2 separate regions of the Homo sapiens genome follow, and region 1 is linked to region 2. The links are chromatin loops, found by intact Hi-C in ENCODE. Cell type or tissue: prostate gland. All regions are shown on one strand. Each heading gives the region's core, and the rest is flanking DNA. Links, peaks and the distances in the headings are about the cores only. Region 1 overlaps RBFOX3 (RNA binding fox-1 homolog 3). Region 2 holds the start of MIR4739 (microRNA 4739).

Region 1 (5,361 bases), core at 166-5,165, 170 kb after region 2:
GGGCCACATGATGATGGAGGCAGAGCCAGGAGTGATGTTGGCAACAAGTCAAGTGCACTGAGCACCGCCGGCAATGCCAGAAGCCGGAAGGGGCGAGGGAGGAGCCTTAGAATCTGGAGGGAGCGCAAACCTCCCAGCACCTTGATTTCAGACTCTGAACTGTAAGAGGATAAATGTGTGTTGCTTTTTTGGTTTTTTTTTTTTTTGTTTTTTGTTTGTTTGTTTTGTTTTGTTTTGTTTGAGACGGAGTCTCATTCTGTCACCAGGCTGGAGTGCAGTGGTGTGATCTCAGCTCATTGCAACCTCCGACTCCTGGGTTCAAGTGATTCTCCTGCCTCAGCCTCCCAAGTAGCTGGGATTACAGGTGCTCGCCACCATGCCCAGCTAATTTTTTGTATTTTTAGTAGAGACGGGGTTTTACCATGTTGGCCAGGATGGTCTCGATCTCCTGACCTTGTGATCTGCCCGCCTCGGCCTCCCAAAGCGCTGGGATTACAGTGTTAGCCTCCGCACCCGGCCAAATGTCTGTTGCTTTAAGCCGGTGAGTTTGTGGTGATTTGTTACGGCAGCCACAAGTCACACACACACACCTGCCAAACAGGTCACTGTCCTGCCTCTGTTAGAGGACGGATGATACAGTGTGGGACTCTGCAAAGTGCTACGCTGGGGCGGGGCAAGCATGCCCTGTGGCCGGCTCCTTCAGGGGAAAACACCCGTGGCCAAGGAGGCCCGAGGGTGATGAGCTTGCCCATCAGGGCAATGGATCACCGTTGACGGGGCTGATGCCACCACAGTGGGTGTTTTGGGAGCTGTAATTAAGCAGGGCCACTCAGCTGGCAGATTTACAGATGTTCAGGCTTCCATGGTGCTGTATTTTACTGGAACACACATAACCAGGCCTGTGCAGGGCAAGACAAGGGCACATCTGATGGTGATTAGAATAATGGGGGTGGGCTGTGTGCCACGTCTCACATCTGTATTCCCAGTAACTTGGGAGGCCGAGGCAGGTGGATCATTTGAGGTCAAAAGTTCAGCCTGGCCCACATGGTGAAACCCTGTCTCCACTGAAAATATAAAAATTAGCTGGGTGGTAGTGGTGCACACCTGTAATCCCAGCTACTTGGGAGGCTGAGGCAGGAGAATCGCTTGAGCCTGGAAGGCAGAGGTTGCAGTAAGCTGAGATCACGCCACTGCACTCCAGTCTGGGTGACAGAGTGAGGGTGTCTGGGGCCGAACTGCCTGGCCATGGGGATTGCAGCTCTCCCTCCCCAGCCCCCTGTGAGACCAGCTTAAATCTAGCCAGGAATGAAAGTGGGGAGAGGGAGGACAGAGAGGGCCTGTCAGTGCTTAGGAAGCTGTGGAGGGAGGGAGGGGCCTGTGGAGATGACCCTGCCGCTACTGGTCACGGGCAGGGGTGCAGTGGCTGGGGGAGGTGCAGGGAAACCAGGAGTGGGTTTGTGACTGAGGGGGAGCAGAGATCAACCCACGGCCCCTCTCCGTGTGGACTCTTCCCACCCTGTTCCTTGGAGTAAGTGGCAGCTGGTGGCCCTAGCAAATGCAGACGGCTCAGTGCTGCAGGCTTCCTGGGTGCAGAGGACACGTTATTCCTATGTCCGATTGACTGTCCCCAACACAGGCAACCTTGCCTGGCTGCGCATACTGTGTCTTTGTGGGCTGGCTATCCTGCCTTGTCCGCCCAGAATGTGGTCTGGCCAGGACCGCAGCCATGCAGCAGACCTGCAAGCCCAGGAAACTTTGAGGGGTAGCCGGGCCCCTTCCAGCCTGTGGATCATCTGAGGGCCTCATTCGTTTGGGGTGACTCACTTGGGTAACAGGGGAGAGTAAAGGAATCGGGAGATTGGAGGCCGCTGTCCCCTTGTGACACTCTCCGGAGGACAGGTAGGAATGAGCTTTGCTGGAGAGAGGCCTTGCTGGTGGGCTGACTTCTGGGAGCCTCTGTCACCCTCCCTCTTCTCCTTACCTATAGGTGATCCCCAGATCTGGCCAATGAGTCAAAGAGAGTGTCTTTCAGGAAAGGGAGGACGGGAGTCAGCCTCTGTGAACAGCCCTTGGAGAGGGGCCTTGGGATGTTGCCGTGGAGCTGCTGCTTCTAGCCCAAGGGGGAGGCCTACATTGAGGGTAGCAGAGCAGGCAGGAGACAGGACCTGTGTCCTTGTGGCATAGAGAGGGGCTGAATCGCCCAACCCCGCAGCTGCCACAGCCTGGACTTCCCGTCATGTGACTGGCACGCTTCCTCGTGGCTTCAGCCAGTTTGGGTCAGGTTTCTGTTGGGTGCAGCTGAAAGCATCCTAACCGATTCAGCTGGGATCCCTCTGGGCATGAGAGCTGCCCACATGGCAGTCCCCCAGAGCAGACTCTCCCGTATTTCTCCCCCTGGTCTTTGTCTCTGTGGGCCCAGTCTCTGGGGCACTTGTCAAACCGACTTCCGAGGGGGCGACGATCTCCCTCTGTCTTTGTTTTGCACATGGCAGGTGGGCGTTTTCCTGAAGGGGCTTCCCTAAAGCACATTGAGAAAAGAAACCTGAATAAACTGGGGAGACACAGATGCTTGGCCATGGTGATGTTTTACAAGCCTGATTTCTTCTCCAGACACCGCTGTTAGGTCACGGTGGGTCTTGGGGCTGGCACGGCAATGGCCATTCATCATTGGTTCTACCCCCAGGAACACCTTTTTTCTTGGATTTGCTACCAAGCTTCAGGGACCAGTGGTGTGGAACAGCCTCTGGCTGGTTCCGAGCCTGGACTGGAAAGGATGTCAGCCCCTCCAGGACCTGGGGAGCGTCTGGCAGACCCCACAGAGCTCCCATTTCATATGTGACGACATACCCTGCTCTTGGCACAGCTGATGTGAGTCCTGTGGGATCCCCTTGGATTCGGATTCTAACCTCTCCCACCTCCCTCTGAGCCACTCCTGAGCATCTCGCCGGGGAATGGCTTGACAATGTTCCGATGACTGCAATCCTACAGCCTCAGAAATATCTAGACAACTTCCCACCTGCAGGGAGAGTTGGTCAGCCCTTCTGAACGGTGATGCCGGCTCCTCCTGAAGCCGTCACCAGCTATGGGTGATGAGGTCTCCTGTCTCAAGTTGGATGACATTTTCGTTTTTCACTATTGTAGAATTTGGACTAAAGAGAGAAAATACGTTTGTTTACAAAGGGCGTTTTCTTATTTAATGCTTAATTGCAAGTTTCTGTGTTGTAAAATTTCCTCTCCTGCCCTCAACTGTCCCTTTAGTATTTTTTGGCTAATTCAGCCATTTAAAAATGCTGTTGTGGAAGAATAGTTAATGATTTGGTATGACATAGAGTTAAATGGAAAAAAGTTACAAAATGGAATGTACAGTATGATCCCACTTAGAACCCAAAATATATATTCTATGCATAGGAAAGTCTGGGAGTGTATATATGCTCAAAATGTTAACAGGAGTTATTTCGGGTTAGTGGGATTATGGGTTATTTTTATTTTCTTCTTTTTGCATATGTGTAGTTTCTAAATTTTCTACAGTGAATATGTATAACTTTTATAATAAGGAAAAAGTGATACCACGGATCTTTCTAGAGGCTGCTCAGACTCTCTGACCAGAGATGACCCAGGCTGCCCTCCTATGCTGCAAAGCACCCATGACCAGCCCCTGGGCTCTTCCCAAGGGGGCCACACCCTGAGAGCTTCCCCTTCCCCATCGCGGGGTATCTATGCCTCATGCTCGGGGCACCCTGGGCTGGGCAGAACTGATGCTGGTTTCTGTGAGGGTTGAAGTAATGGAAATGCTTTTCAGAAAACTCCCCCAGTCGGCCAGGAGAGAAAGAAACAGTCATGCCAGAACCTGGAGGCCCCTCCCTGACAGGTGCAGACCATGTTGAGCATGGAGCTGTGGCTTTTATGTTGAGCACGGAGGGGTGGGTTTATCGCCACCCTCGCTGACAATGTCACTATTCCTCTGTTCTGCCGCCGCCAGCCAATGGGCATGGCCAGGTGTAGGCTTGGGAGGATTTTCGATGCCTGGACTCGACTCTCTGCCTCCAGTTGGGGAGGACAAAGAGCGCAGCTTGTCCCGGCCCTGGGACCGTCCTACCAGGGAAACACAGGGCAGAGGCCATGAAGTAGACATGAAATGGCCGGGTTCAAGTCCCAGCTGCCCACCAGCTGGTTCTTAGGAACTTCTCCAAGCTTAGTCTCCTTCATCTAGAAAATGGGGGCAACGCCTCTTTCACAGGGATGTGAAAACTAAAAGGAATCACGGGAGTCAAGACCTTGCCTGGCACTTGAGACAGGACAAGCGCTGCGTCTTTCTGTCATTGGAGGAATGCTGAGTCCAGCTGGGGACAGCCCCTTCCCTTGGTACAAACCAGTAAAGTCTGCTGCCAGAGCTTCCGTCTGTCAGCTGACATCAAACTCCTACCTGCTGAGAGCAGTTTCGACAGGGGCCACCCCTTCCCTGACAGGCGGCGTGCATGCGTGCACACACACACACGTGTTCAATAGTCACCTGATGAAAGAGAGCCATAGGGCAGGAATCGGTCCCTGTGGCCTTTGCTTGTGTCCCAGGATTCTAGTACTATGCTGGCGATGTGAGGGCAGCAAGGCCAAGACTCTGTCCCCACAACCCCTTTCCACCCTTATCAAGAGTAGGGACAGAGGCAGGGGCCCCTGGCCGCTCCTTCCTGGAGAGCGAGCTCTGTGTGGTGGCCTCAGTGGCTCCTAGCCTGGAGTGTGGGCCTCTGGAGTGTGGGCCTCCATCGCTGATCTCGGTTACTTCCACTCCTCCAGCCTCCCACGTGTGGCCCCCTGCCCAGTCCACTCACCTTGGATCTGACCCTTTCTGTCCATCTCTGCAGCCCCTGCAACCTCATCAGCTCTGGCTGAGCCTCCCTGCATGCAACCTGGTTCCTCCTCTGTCCCAATCCAGAGGCTTCTCTCTGCAGTGCAAATGGGCTCACCTGGGCCCCACCTCAATCCCCTCTGTGCCACCCTAGGCTCCACATGGAGTCCCAGCCTGGAGCTGGCTGGCCTTGGGCCAATCCTATTCTGCCTTTAGGAGCTGCAGGGGATAACGTGTACAAAGGGGGAACTGAGCCTCATTCTTCCTCCTCCCCTCCCCCCTCCAGTGCAGTTATTCACATTCAGATCATTTGCCCCGAGGACAACTTTGTGAGAGGTTCCAGGGTAATTCTGGCGCTGCCACCTGAGAAGGAATGAGGCCAAGGTCTAAAAGAATCCACGGCAGGGTCATCTGCATTCAGGCCTGCCTCACTTTGTGGGAACCTGACCTCCCAACATGCACAGCAGAATCTGGGTTCAAGGGTCCACATCCCTTGAGGACCCTCCCCTGCAGCAGCT
Region 2 (5,361 bases), core at 47-5,046:
CACTTGTGATTTGTTGCAGAAACCAGATCAGCTGTCCTGCAAATGTGTGGCCTATCGCGCTGCTGTTTGCCTCTCTGTGGTGTCGCCTCGCCCCGTGTCTCCTGCAAATGGAAGCTGTGCCGCAGAAACGCCCTTAGATTCAGGCTCATCTTTCTTTGCCAGAAGCCTTCGTGGGCAGAGCTGTGAGAGCCACATGGAAGCACCTGTAATGCTAAGTGTGCCCTGTGGGTCCAGGTGGCCATCGCCCGGACCCACCCTCTGATGCTAAGTGTGCCCCGTGGGTCCAGGTGGCCATCGCCCGGGCCCACCCTGAGATGCTAAGTGTGCCCCGTGGGTCCAGGTGGCCACAGCCTGGGCCCACCCTGTGATGCTAAGTGTGCCCCGTGGGTCCAGGTGGTCATAGCCCGGATCCACCCTGTGATGCCCTAGTTTTGTCATTACTGATCTCATCCATGACCCTTGCGAGAAATACTTATGTCATGAGAGGTGGCAAAATCATGGTTTCTCTCATGATCTCATCTCCTTCACAATGAGTAGCTGAAATTGTTCTGTTAAAAACAACAACGACAAAAAAGGCTGGGCACGGTGGCTCACGCTTGTAATCCCAGAGCTTTTGTGGGCCAAGGTGAGAGAGGCCAGGAGCTTGAATCCAGCCTGGGCAACATGGCAAGACCCCATCTCTACAAAAAAATAAAACATTAGCCAGGTGTGGTGGTGCGCGCCCGTAGTCTCAGCTACTCGGGGGCTGAGGCAGAAGGATCCTTTGAGCCCAAGAGGTTAAGGCTGCAGTGAGCTGTGATTACACCACTGCACTTCAGCCTGGGCGATGGAGCGAGACCCTGTCTCTTAAATAAAACAACCAAACAGGCTGGGTGTGGTGGCTCACACCTGTAATCCCAGCACTTTGAGAGGCCGAGGTGGGTGGATCACCTGAGGTCGGGAGTTTGAGACCAGCCTGGCCAACATGGTGAAACCCCAACTCTACTAAAAATACAAAAAATTAGCAGGGCCTGGTTGCGGGCGCCTGTAATCCCAGCTACTCAGGAGTCTGAGGCAGGAGAATCACTTGAACCCAGGAGACAGAGGCTGCAGTGAGCCGAGGTTGTGCCATTGCACTCCAGCCTGGGCAATAGAGCAAGACTCCATCTCAAAAAAAAGAAACCAAACAAACAAAAACCAAAAATACTTGCTGTTGTCCACTAGAGTTATTGAGTTATCCTGAAATATAGTTTAAAAGGGAAATTCTTAATTCTTTTCTTTTAATTGACAATGTTCTGAATAGAGTTGGAGGCTTGTTTTTCCAGTGGATTACCGATGGGTTTTGGTTTGCTTTCTCTCTTTAAATCTATTTATAGCTTTTGTGTATTCATTGTGTATTCAGCAATCATACACAATGAGTACACAAAAAATCACACAACCAATACACAAAAGGTAAAAGTAGATTTAAAAAGTGAGACACCAAGGCTTGATTTTAGGCTCAATTTGTCCCCTCTTTGGCCAAAGATTTCTAATTTTTTTCCCCTCAAAACTGGTAGGCCAGGGTGCCAGGGTGCCGTCCCATCAGTGGTGGGAGGAAAGGGTAGTTGCCCCAGACAGTGGGTGAATGCCAGGGTGCCAGTGTCAGGGAGGGGAGGGGCTGGTGGGTGAATGCTAGGGTGCCAGTGTCAGGGACGGAGGGGCTGGTGGGTGAATGCCAGGGTGCCAGCATCAGGGAGGGGAGGGGCTGGTGGGTGAATGCCAGGGTGCCAGTGTCAGGGACGGAGGGGCTGGTGGGTGAATGCCAGGGTGCCAGCGTCAGGGAGGGGAGGGGCTGGTGGGTGAATGCCAGGGTGCCAGCATCAGGGAGGGGAGGGGCTGGTGGGTGAATGTCAGGGTGCCAGTGTCAGGGAGGGGAGGGGCTGGTGGGTGAATGCCAGGGTGCCAGCATCAGGGAGGGGAGGGGCTGGTGGGTGAATGCCAGGGTGCCAGCATCAGGGAGGGGAGGGGCTGGTGGGTGAATGCCAGGGTGCCAGCGTCAGGGACGGAGGGGCTGGTGGGTGAATGCCAGGGTGCCAGTGTCAGGGAGGGGAGGGGCTGGTGAGTGAATGCCAGGGTGCCAGCATCAGGGAGGGGAGGGGCTGGTGGGTGAATGCCAGGGTGCCAGCGTCAGGGACGGAGGGGCTTGTGGGTGAATGCCAGGGTGCCAGCATCAGGGAGGGGAGGGGCTGGTGGGTGAATGCCAGGGTGCCAGCATTAGGGAGGGGAGGGGCTGGTGGGTGAATGCCAGGGTGCCAGCGTCAGGGACGGAGGGGCTGGTGGGTGAATGCCAGAATGCCAGTGTCAGGGAGGGAGGGGCTTGTCGAAGAGAAACTTTCTTCAGGGCCATTGATTTCCCTGCCTTGTTTGAAGTGCCTGGATTGGGCTCTCTGAAACCAACAACATCTTATTAGAAGACAAGGACTTCTTCTCTTTTCTTTCTTTCTTTCTTTTTTTTTTTTTTTGAGACGGAGTTTCACTCTTGTTGCCCAGGCTGGAGTGCAATGGTGTGATCTCGGCTCACTGCAACTTCTGCCTCCCAGGTTCAAGTGGTTCTCCTGCCTCAGCCTCCCGAGTACCTGGGATTACAGGCATGCGCCACCATGCCTGGCTAATTTTTGTATTTTTTAGTAGAGATGGGGTTTCTCCATGTTGGTCAGGCTGGTCTCGAACTCCCGACCTCAGGTAATCCTCCCGCCTCGGCCTCCCAAAGTATTAGGATTACAGGCGTGAGCTACTGCTCCCGGCCTTTTCTTTCTTTAGAGACAGGGTCTCTCTCTGTCACCCTGACTGGAGTGCAGTGGCATGATCACGACTCACTGCAGCTTCGACCTCCCGGGTTCAAGCGATCCTCCCATCTCAGTGTCCTGAGTATCTGGGACCACCACGCCTCACTAATTTTTGTGTTTTTTTTTTTTTTTTTGTAGAGATGAGGTCTCGCCATATTGCCCAGGCCTGGCAGGTGTTTCTGATAGTCACAAAGCCCCTGCTACTGGGGAAAGAGAAAGGAAGGCCCAGCTAAGACCCAATTAAGAAAATCCCAGAACCAAGAACGAATTGACTGTTCGGCTTTGGTAATCTCCAACGTGTCCACCAGGTGGTGCTGTCCAGCCACGAATCTCCCAGCTTTGATCTCGGGCTTTGGCCGAGGGCACCTCCAGGGCTGGGGTCTCTCATCGTGTTGTCCCCACTTTATTCCAACGTCCACCCCAGGCCTGGGGGAGCCCAGGGAGGACCGAGTCTCCTGGGCCCCGCAGGGCGCACAGAGGTGAGTTTGGTGGTGCCGTCCCGACCTCGACAAGCATCCCAGCGAAGCAGGCTGAGCGCCCGGCTGGCTCCCTCAGGTCCCCTCTTCCGGGCCTTCTCCGTCCTGTTGATTTGGGTGTTTTAATGCAGGAAAGTAGGACACTGGTTGTCACCTGCCTGCTCCTACAAGGAAAATGCATGTTTGTGTGGTTATCCGTGGCCACCCCCACCAGGGCCTGCGGGGGGCCCAGTGCAGTGGAGGTGGGGAGGGGACTCGTGGGCTCCAGGATCCGTGGAGAGTGAGTGTCAGCGGGAGGGCGTCCCCCGACCTTGGTCAATGGAAGCTGCTCTTCCTGGGGGTCCTGCGGGAGGCCCGTGATGGGGGTGGGGGAGGAGGGGTAAACACCGGGCCCTGATTGGCCGCCTGTCCTTGGGTCTTTGCTGGTCCTAAGAGGGAACGGGGAGCACAGCTGGGGTCACAGCCTCAGCTGGGACTCCTGCCCTCCAGCACCTCAGCATCCTCCCTGCGGGTGCTCTCCTGGGGGCTGCTCAGGGCAGGTGGCAAGTAGGGGGCTGTGGGACCAGAGACAGGGGGTGGACATGCCCAGGGCCTGCCCTTTTGGCCTGCCGTGGAGACCCACCCAGGAGCACCTGGGGGCTGACCCTCCCCTGCAGAGAGCAGGGTGAATCCCAGCCCTGCCCTCACCTAACAGCCGGGTTCGAGGGGAGCGTAATTTATAATGAACCCCACTCCTCCCCCAACACCCGCCACAGGCAGGAGCCAGCCTCTCTCCTGACACCAAAGTCATGCTCCTGACCCTGCAGGCCACAGGGTGAGGAGGACCCAGAGGGGCAGCAGGGTGGGGGCGTTTCATAAGCCAGGGAGAGCTGCCCCTGTACATCCTCAGGCCTCACAGTGGAGTGAGGGGCGGGGGTCGCCTGCGTCCTCCACAGGAGCTCCTGTCATTCCACCTCCGGGGGTGCACTTGCCGACTTACCCCAGCCCTGGACTCACAGGCTGTGCTGCTGTCTGCCCAGGGCCTGGCGATTGCTGCGCCCATGATGGGTCCCACAGGCAGGCCCTGCCCTCCCATCGCTGGCTTCTGAGCAGGGGCTTTGGGGCTGCTGGACCTCAGAGGCAGAGCCGGGGCTTCTGGTGTCCCTATGTCTTGGATGCCTGGTGTCCTGAGGCCAGCGCCCCCCAGCTTGCACTGGGACCGTCCATGGAAGCAACTCCTCTTTCATCTCAGGCACTGGGGGTCCCAGGGCCAGGGAAGGGGCTGCGCAGCACCTCAGGAGCCCAGAAGAGCTGCCCGCCAGGGAGGAGGAGCTGGGGGGAGCAGAGGCCTGGACCAGCTGGGATGTTCCCATCGGCGTGTCCCTCCCGCCCAGGCCACGTGGGCAGGGGAGGAAGAAGGGAGGAGGAGCGGAGGGGCCCTTGTCTTCCCAGAGCCTCTCCCTTCCTCCCCTCCCCCTCCCTCTGCTCATCTCATCATGAGACAGCTGGCAAGGGCCTTCGGCTGCCCTGGAGTGCCCCTGCCCTGGCCAAGCTCTTGCCGCCCCCTTCTTCTGGAGGTGCCAGATGGGGCGGGCCCAAGGCAGTGGAGGTCTGGGCCCTGGCTCCAGCTCTGTCTCCTCCTGAGGGCCCTGGAGGAGCCAGGAGGAGGGCCTAGCAGGGCCGGGCAGATGGTGGGCCGGGAGGAGGGGCTGCCTGGGTAGACGGACCGACTGGCAAGACAGATGGTGGACCAGGCAGGGGTCCGGAGCCCGCCCCATCTGCTCCAGTCCCTGGTGGGACTTTTCTTGTCCACCTCGGGCTGAACTGGGATGGACTGTGTGGGTGGCTGTGGCCCAGGCCGGATTCTGTCACACTGGGTCCTCTGTCCCTGGGGCATGGCCAGCCGGGTGCTCATCTGGGGTCTTGAAGCCTCCTCCTGGCAGCTGGCACGTGGCTGGAGGTCATCATGTTTCGGGGGCTCCTGAGGGTCTGGGGGCCATGACTGAGCAGAGCCTGGGGCGCGTCCCGGGAATGAAGCCACCGCTGCAGATGAGGGGCTTTGTAGGTGGGTGGGTGACTGTAGCCCCTGGAGGGGCTGCCTG

What was found. Hi-C counts contacts between places; a loop is a spot of excess contacts. Peaks named below come from ENCODE experiments on the same cell type or tissue, not always from the same donor. Only the 100,000 strongest peaks of a DNase experiment are listed, where the experiment ranks them.
Region 1: a loop joins it to region 2, with 2.0 times the contacts of the local background. A loop is called at or near these places in 1 of 110 quality-filtered maps.

The regions. Positions count from the first base shown.
Region 1 is chr17:79,531,963-79,537,323 of GRCh38, reverse strand. The region is part of intron 1 of RBFOX3 (RNA binding fox-1 homolog 3); the gene reads left to right. Among named protein-coding and RNA genes, the nearest start is that of RBFOX3, 76 kb to the left of the region's middle. RefSeq lists enhancers at 3,392-4,163, 4,164-4,935. In prostate gland, for the core only: no CTCF peak of the experiment used is centred there; no DNase peak of the experiment used is centred there.
Region 2 is chr17:79,706,555-79,711,915 of GRCh38, reverse strand. It overlaps MIR4739 (microRNA 4739), which reads left to right and starts at 4,667; the gene lies at 4,667-4,740. LINC02078 (long intergenic non-protein coding RNA 2078) reads right to left here and starts at 4,650. Exons shown (of 2, transcript NR_109783.1): 1 at 4,260-4,650; 2 at 1-3,444. RefSeq lists enhancers at 228-777, 3,565-4,186, 4,187-4,808. In prostate gland, for the core only: a CTCF peak has its summit at 3,118 (motif pointing right); a DNase peak (open chromatin) is centred at 3,123.